2 separate regions of the Homo sapiens genome follow, and region 1 is linked to region 2. The links are chromatin contacts, found by Hi-C or POLR2A ChIA-PET in ENCODE. All regions are on one chromosome and are shown on one strand. The core of a region is the stretch at or near the end of the contact, and the rest is flanking DNA. Distances in the headings are between cores, read along the strand shown. Region 1 overlaps RBMS3 (RNA binding motif single stranded interacting protein 3). Region 2 has its middle 140 kb from the start of RBMS3-AS3.

Evidence for each region. Hi-C counts contacts between places; a loop is a spot of excess contacts on that map. ChIA-PET counts read pairs that join two places held with the same protein, here RNA polymerase II (POLR2A).
Region 1: a map of heart left ventricle shows a loop between it and region 2 (2.2-fold over the local background). The contact joins two enhancer-like sites. A Hi-C loop is called at or near these places in 1 of 168 maps with a recorded cell type or tissue (heart left ventricle). POLR2A ChIA-PET finds 5 or more read pairs at or near these places in 2 of 52 experiments (OCI-LY7 and WTC11).

What each region holds. Positions count from the first base shown.
Region 1 is chr3:29,510,402-29,514,854 of GRCh38, reverse strand. The region is part of intron 3 of RBMS3 (RNA binding motif single stranded interacting protein 3); the gene reads right to left. Among named protein-coding and RNA genes, the nearest start is that of RBMS3-AS2, 130 kb to the left of the region's middle. Within about 2 kb of position 1,400, at least 7 of the 41 ENCODE cell types and tissues checked have a DNase peak (open chromatin) inside an H3K27ac peak, as active enhancers do.
Region 2 is chr3:29,139,162-29,143,381 of GRCh38, reverse strand. No RefSeq gene overlaps it. Among named protein-coding and RNA genes, the nearest start is that of RBMS3-AS3, 140 kb to the left of the region's middle. Within about 2 kb of position 2,461, at least 3 of the 41 ENCODE cell types and tissues checked have a DNase peak (open chromatin) inside an H3K27ac peak, as active enhancers do.

The DNA of each region.
Region 1 (4,453 bases), core at 151-2,650, 370 kb before region 2:
TTATTTTTAGCTATTATCCTCATATTATTATATATATGCCTATCATATATACATATATATGCCTATCATATATATATATGCCTATCGTATATATGCTTATATATATATGCCTATCATATATATATGCTTATCATATACACATATATATGCCTATCATATATATGTATGCCTATCATATATATATATATATATATATATATATATGTGCCTATCACACATATATATATGCACCTATCTCTCCTCCCCTTGAGCATTTGGGGATAAATCGCTTCCTTTTTCTTATCCTCAGTGTCAATCACAGTGTTTTTCCAAAAGTACATGTTTGACAAATGTTGGATCAAATCACATTAGATTGAGCAACTCGTATGTGTAAATCCCATTCAGTGCTAAATGTCAGGTTACTAAAGTTCATTTTAATATGTGTTGCAGATGTTAAATGAGAAAACTACTACCAATCCCCATCCAACCCAAATCATTCTTGTCAAGAAAGCTTTTGAGATAGAGGAGCGACTACCTCTAAGGAAGTCTGAGTAGCTTTAGGTTGCCAAACATGGTGAGAGAGCATTCTGCCACATAAATTCCCCAGAGACGAATATAGGGAAGTACTAAAAATTTTAGAAGAATGGAGAATTGTGTCATTGCTACATCCTTAACAATGTTTAATTCAGACAACAGTCCCTGATTTTTTAAAGTGTGTAATAATCCCTTCCTTACATACTCTATGTTTTACCAATCTATTATATGCTTCCTATTCTAGGCTACTTCACGTTTAAATATAAATCAGTGCCTTCAAACATGCCAGGCACTGTGTTAGGCACAAGGAATAGAAAGATTAATAAGATTCTCCAGCCTGGGTAGAGAAAGCAAGGGCAGAGAATGCTTTAGAGAGTTATGAATATGATTCTATTTCCCCAGGGCATGATTGTGTCAAAGGAAGTCAGGAGTGTTGAATTTTGAGACCACATCCAACATTTTATTCATCTCAGCTATGGAAAAGCTAGGCAAGAAGGAAAGTATAGAATGAAATTAGGAAAGGAAAAGAACACATTTTTATAAGCTTGACTGTGGCCCAACAATATTTTTTTTCAAATAGAAGGCAACAGAAATGGGCAAAATATGTGGTGTCTCGCAAAGACAAATTTTACAGGCACCCTGCATACTTCTCACAAACTCTGTGTCCTCCTCCCAAATGAAATTATTATATATATAGATCATTCTAAAAGAACTGAAGAATCCTGGCAGGGTAATTAATGAATGACAGATCAGTCACCCATGTGAAAAAATAAAATGTGGCAAGAAATTATGGCTTTGTCAAGAACTTTGAGGTTTTTAAACTGAAAGCAATTTGTACAGTGACTATTGTGACCATACAACTTCCTAATCTCAGTTCCCATAAAGTCTGGGTGGGGGCCAGTTGGAATGGTTCATCTCAGTTGCAGAGATATCGTTCACAGAGGAAATAAAAGGATTTTAAACACTGGAGTCATTTCCTTTGGTTCTCAGGTCTTTGGTTAGTGATATCTTCGGCTCAATTCCTGCAGCCTAGCTTAGAAAAATAACGAAATCTGTTCCCTGAAAGGTTTTCCAATCAAACAAGTACAGTTTTCAACTCAAAACATTTAAGTCCAATAAAAGATTTTCCTTTGCCAGAGGGTTCTAGGAAGACTAACACCTTTCTAAGGTTCAGACTGCTCTCTAACAAGTTACATAAAAATCCGCCACCAGTGTAAATGTCAAATGCGAAAGGATGTGTTCAGGAGAGAGACCTATATAATCAAATCTCTAGCTGCTCCTTTGGAACTGCTGCTGAGGGGTCTTGCTGAAAATAATAGGGCCCTTTTATGACACATAGCACAAATGGTAATAGCAAGTTACCTCTCAAGTGGAACCTAAGAACTCTGGAATGGTTACCTGAATGTGGTGAGAGCAGACAAGCAGCGCTTTCCAAATATATCCTTCAGCTAAGGACTTTTGGAACTGCTGCAAGATTATAAAGAAAGGATAGATTGTTGGAATTTTCCTCTGCTCATATATATGCATTCTAAATGCCAAGGTTGGAAGCCCAGTGCACACAGTATTGTTCACATGCCACAGAATTTGAAATATTAGACAGCCTTTGTCCCAGATTGATCTACAAGGAACAGGAAGTATTATGGCTGTACCACCGCCGCTTTTTGTTTGGTGTGGGTTATTTCGTTTTTATTTTCCCTGAAAAGTCCTTAGTAGTAATCCTCAAGTCTTTGGGTCAGTTTCTTGATGAAAAGAAAGTCATAAAGTAGGATGGATCAAATATCAAATGGAAAATATAAATAAATAGAATTATGTTTATATCCTGATATCAAATCTTAAAGTTTTAAGACTTTTTAAATTACTTATTCCAGATATATTTGTGAATACTTATAAATCTTAATTATTAAATTAAAGAAGGATTAATGCAACATTTATAATCTCTAGATAATAATTTAATTCTAACTAATGTCAGATGAATCAAAATTTGTTCATTGCACTTATCACATGCTGCAGCTAAATGATAAATTACTGTTTTTAAAACCTTTTTCAAATGCCTAAATCCAACATTTAGAAATCTTTGATATATTTATTTAGAATTAAATTAGTATAAAAATGACAGAGCAGTCCTCTGCTTGGTAAATAATCCTGACTAACTGATGAAAAATAAGGAAGACCACCTTTTCATTGTGCAGACTTTCCCATTTTTTCTTTCTCTTGACTCTTATTTTTAGTAAATCTGAATAAAGAGTCAGAAATGATAAGGAAAAGGAGGCTTTTACTAAATGTGTCAGAAACACCTAGTGTTTCTGAAACCAGAAAAGGGAAAAAATATTAGTACCATAACATAAGATTTTAATTGCATGCAAATTTAAACCAAATGTTACTGGGAACGCTTGCCTTTTACTTTCTAACTTCTTCTCTCCAGGGAATTCCAAACCCAGGAGCACAGTGTTAACAAAGTGGCTCTGAATATGAACAGAAATGAAATTTCTGTTTTCAGTTAGTCTTGTGATACATATGCTTTCATTTTTTTCCCAAGACACAATTGGATCCTTCAACTTTAAAGTCATAATGTGAAAATCCCATTTTTGTTATTATTCTTATAAATGGTGAAGTGGTTGAGTAATATTCTCCAAATAAAGGCAAAAGGGGTGTTATTCTTTATGTATGATGGTCCTATGAGTAGGGTCCATAATTTTAATTATTTGTGCTGATTCAAACTCTTTTGCCTGGCTCCCCTTTATTTCCAACAGCAGACATTGGCAGTGTTGGGCTAAATATAAAGTTGAGGTCTTTTGACATGAGTTAGAATCAGTAGACCCAACATCGTGACTCACAGAGGCACCAACAAATACCATGGAAAAGTAAAACTAGTTCTCCACATGTTATATACTGAATATTAAAGTGACACAAAACACCCACGCACAGAACTAGTTTTATGCTATCGCCTGTTCATATACCTTATTAGGATCACTGTTAAATTTGAGAATCACACTTATTTTTAGAAATTTGGTTTAAAATAACCTTTTTTATTTATTTTATTTTATTTGAGATGAAGTCTCTCTCCGTCGCCCAGGCTGGAGTGCAGTGGTGCGATCTCAGCTCACTGTAACCTCTGCTCCTGGGTTCAAGTGATTCTCCCGCCTCAGCCTCCCAAGTAGCTGGGATTACAGGTGCATGCCGCCATGTCCCACTAATTTTTTGTATTTTTAGTAGAGGCAGAGTTTCACCATGTTAGCCAATAGGTCTTGATCTCCTCACCTAGTGATCCACCCACCTTGGCCTCCCAAAGTGTTGGGATTACAGGCGTGAGCCACCACGCCCGGCCAAAATTAACTTTTTATTTTAATCAGTTCTCATGGCATCTGTTGAAAGATTTTCTCCTTTATCACTAACCAAAAGGAAACTCAAATCTTTTCATAATAAAATATTTGTAAAACATGCAGAATAGATTTTAGCACAGAGTGGGCACACAATAACTTGTAATTTTAAACAAGAGAAATGCATAGCATCTGCTCATATCTTTATAGGAAAAAATAAACAATGCTAACATAACTAAAGCAATGCTGCAAATAGTCAACAATATTACAAATTGAGCATCCCTAATCCAAAAATCTGAAATCCAAAAGCTCTAAAATTTGAAATGTTTTGAGTTGCTTATATGATGCTCAAAATTCATGCTCCAAGAAAATGCTTATTGGAGCATTTTGGGTTTTGAGTTTTTGGATTTGAGATGCTCAATTAGAATGCAAATATTCCATGATTTGAAAAAAAAATCTGAAATCTGAAATACTTCTGGTCTCAAGCATTTCAGAAAAGGGATACTCAACCTGTATCATATGGTACATTATTTGACATAGGCAATAGAAAAGGGACTTTACCAAGAGCTAACCTAGGCAGGGAACCCTCTATAAAGTAAGTAGAATTTAAGTTTGCCTAATAA
Region 2 (4,220 bases), core at 1,212-3,711:
TTGAGGCAATAGTCACATTACAGGTGAAATAGCAATATCTATGCCACAAAACTAAAAAAAATAGCAGGAAATCATGAAAATACAATGGGGCAGCAATCGAAATGAACATGAACATACATGGAGTAACCTGTTCTATGGGGAAGGCACCACTCTGTGGTTAGGTGCGGGGCTTCAATGACTAGATGCCCAGGTTGGACATTTGTAGTGTGTAGGGCCAACCCTAGAGAGATGGTTTCTCATTCCATTTTAAAAACATATCTGATATTATATTCTGGTAGCTGTATTTATCCACCATTGCATGTTCTAAGACAGGCAGCCTGCTAGGTGGCACTAGCTGGGTGACCTTAACCAAGTTAGTTAACCCCTGTATAGGTCATTTTTCTTCTCTGAAAAATGGGAACACTTATACAAATAAGGTTATCTTACAGGGCTGTTATGAAGAATGAAATTGTATTTGCAGAGCACTCAAACCCTGCTTGGCATACAGTCTTATGTAAGTTTAAATATAAATGTACTGGGTAATTTACAAATATTATTTTACTTAATCCTATCACATCTACAAGATTATTATTCTCAAATCACATTTGATAGATAAATTAAGGTTCAAATTATATCAGTAACTTTCTAAGGATCACAGAGCTGGGAGTTGGCAGGGCTGGATTAGGTGTCTCACCTTCTTATTGTATCACACTACCACCAGCTCCAGGGCATAAAAAATGTCACATTCTAGCAGCCCGCCTGGCAACTTTCTCCACATTGAGGTTTCTGTTTCCTAACAGTTTATTTTCTAGAATAGTTCTTACCTTTAGAAATTGACCAAACTCTTTACCAGGACTGTCAGAAATGGTTAAATTACATGCAACCATATTGGGAATTAGAAGATAGGAGGAGAAATAGATTTTCTCATGAATATGCAAATGAAATTTATCTATATATTTAAAACAGGCATTAAGAGAAAATGTGAGCCTCTGTCAGAGATAGAATGATGCTGGAAGTAAGTTTGTGGAATTCACTATCTTAACTATTGTGAAATAATTATACTGTCAACACATTGAAGTTTCTTATCTAAATGTGAGCAACTCCAAGCCATACATCAGAATAAAGGTCCAAAAAAAGAAGAAGAAAGTTATAGAAATATTTTTCCCCCAATAATTACTAGAGGCTAAGGTTCAGATTTGCTTTTGTAAAGGCAAACTGACTGCCCATAGCCCTAATATCACATCTGGAAATTCCAAGTTCCGGCGTGCAAGCATTATGGACAAGGCCTCTGGAAAAATCTCATGCCAGGGAGAATTGTGGATTCTCTGCCATCCATGCTGAGCTTGGAATGTTACTGTCCTATTAAAGTTTCCAAGCTCTTTTCCCTAAGAAGCTTTGTGGGCACCCTGAGCAGGCCTTGCCCAGAGCCTTAGGACTCAGAAATAAATCAGAAAGGGAGGATACCTAAAGAGGAAAGCTAGAAGTAAACATATGGTGAGAGAGAAAAGAGGAGAAACGTGACTGTATCAAGTTGTTTGAGACTAAGCTTGAAAAGGCTACTTAAAAACAGGAAGGAGAGGGAAGCAACAGAGAGAATAGAGGCAGATGGAAAATTTAAACAGAGCCAAGAGAAAGGAAGGCAAAAGAGGAAAATTATGAACTATGGAATTAGATTTCATGCAAGGGAGTCATCAGTGTGTGGACTATGGCACGTTTTCAGAAGAAATTCCCCACAGTTCCTCCTACTTCAAGACAGAAAGTAGTATAAAGCATGAAGGAAGAATAGAAAGGAAAAAAGGAAAGGGAAAGGCCTATGATGATACATTTGTTAATCCTTCTATACCCTTCACTCTTATTCCATTTACTTTAGGATTTATTCCCATCTACCCAGTATATAGAGAATAAACAAAAATACAGGAGACTTGTATATGCATCTTTTACTCAGAGTTCAAAGCAATCCACGAATAACTCAAATGTTTATCATGCCTCACTGTCTAAAGCAGGATGTAAATGGAAAAGCAAGTCCTGAAGGGAAGAAAGCAAAAACCAGGTCATCCTGCTTTCTTCTCTGTTTCAAGTACCATTTGGCTTCTACCTTTCCCCTAACCCCCAAAGCACACTAAACGAATGTACTGCTAATACCAGCTACACCAGGCAGGACCTCCCTAAGGGGCCCAGATTTTCTCTCCCACTTTGTCTTCTGCTTCACTTCAAGATTACACATGAGCAAGGTTTCTGCTCACACTTAAGAATAAGATAAAGAAGAAAGAATCGTCTTACATATCAATTGGCAGTGATACCCCCCTACTCCCTTCAAGGCAGAGTGCCCTAACTGAATTTGATGCTGAAATTCTGGTTTTCAAAGAAGTTTCCTGGTTGCTGTACAGTTAAAAAGTTGTGCTGCTCTTGTCCCCTCCCTCTGACTTCAAAGCCTGCCTATTTGTGACATTAGCAGCTGCTGAGATGAAAGCAGTGAGGAAATCAGTCTACAGTGAGTGGACTGGGGCTGGCGGTTATATGTGTCTCTTTTATCCTGAATGAGAAGACTACAGAGAAAAATACAAATGATTTATTGTACACTGAGCCAGACAATTCTAACTTACAAAAAAAAAAACATCTAACAAATGCATGTTTCTCTACTCTCAGAAGATTCTATTGGGGTGAAATGGAGAGATTCCACTAGATTCCTCACATGCTTGTCTTATATTTATTTTAAAAGAGCAGTATTTCCATGATGAGAGAGCTTTCTGCTGAAGTTTCTATTGCATAAATGACACAAAATTATGCCCTCAAGTCCACAGAAGTGCTATGTTGGTCTCTAGCATATTCTAGTTTATTGGTTCTCAAATTCTGTTGAATAGCATGAAATTTAATTTTTAGTCTCATTACAGGAGCTGGGAAGAATTAAGATTGTAACTGTGACCTCACATTCCAGGAAAAATAAACTACTAAATCAAAGTGAATGCGTTGTTCAGCTCTATTTTAGTTGCAAATGACAGAAAACCCAAAATGAAACTAACTGAAGCTGAAAAAGAAAAATTATTGTGTCTTGTAACTGTGGCATCCAAGAGGAGATCACTTCCGATACAGTTCGATCTAAGGTATCAAGAGAGTGACAGGAGCTGGTTTATCTTTTTCCACCTCTCAGCTCAGCTCAATGCAGCCCATCTCCATATTGGCTTCTCTGTGAAGCAACCTTATGATGGCATGATAGCTACCAGCAGCTTTAGGCTTTAACTGTTACAAGCCTAAGTGCATTGGGGAAGAGAAAAAGTGGCTCTTACCAAATGCTCCTTAAAATCTCAGGTTTCACTGACGGGACTGACTGTGGTCACATCACTCCTGAAGCATCATTCGTTGAGATTAGGGAAGTTCTGTGCTCTTAATAGGTCGGCCTGAGTTATGAGTTCCCTTCTTTGAGGTCCACACAAACCTCATGAACTGAAAACTAGAGTTTCTCAGAGGGAAATTGTATTGTTACCCAAAGTAGGGTAAGTGAAATCTGAGCAGGCAAAACAAAAGACATATTAATGCATATATATATTATGCATATACTAATGCATAACAGATTATTTCGAAGATGTATTACTAATATGTGAATGTCGTTTCTCTATTAGTACTCAAAGACAAATGAGTGGTAACAGGTTGCAAAGGGATTTCAAAAATAAGAGATAAAATTTACCATGGATAAAATTCTATTTTTCTGTAGATTTCTATAAAATAAATATTTTATTTCTATTTTTTTTTTTAGCGGAACCCATCTATCCAGCATGATAAACATTAAGCATGAATGTTGTTCAACTGCTTGACACCTACAACACTGCTTGGGCAATGTGCTAATTGGGCCAATTTCCTATAAAACAGGGTCTAAGACACAGTCACCATTTATTCTCCTTAGTAATGACCAGTTATTGAGCCCCTATACGCATTAGATGCTGTACAAAGCACTCTTCAACATAAAGTCTCTAATTTTTACTCCAAGAAACTTTATGTCACTTGGATCAAAGTCACAGTTGGTTGGTGCTGGAGTCAAAATGTGAACCAAAATTTACCAAAGGGCCTGCCTAGGCCTTTTCACTTACGTTAAGGGGTCTTGAACTCACTGAATGTAATTCTACCAGGTTGTCATCTTTCGTACTTTGAGTTGAACTTGTCCCATTTTACCAACTTTAATCTTGGAGATGCTTGTACCACCCCTTGTGGCTTCCTTGTGTTTTACCCAGCTGTATAATTTGACCTTT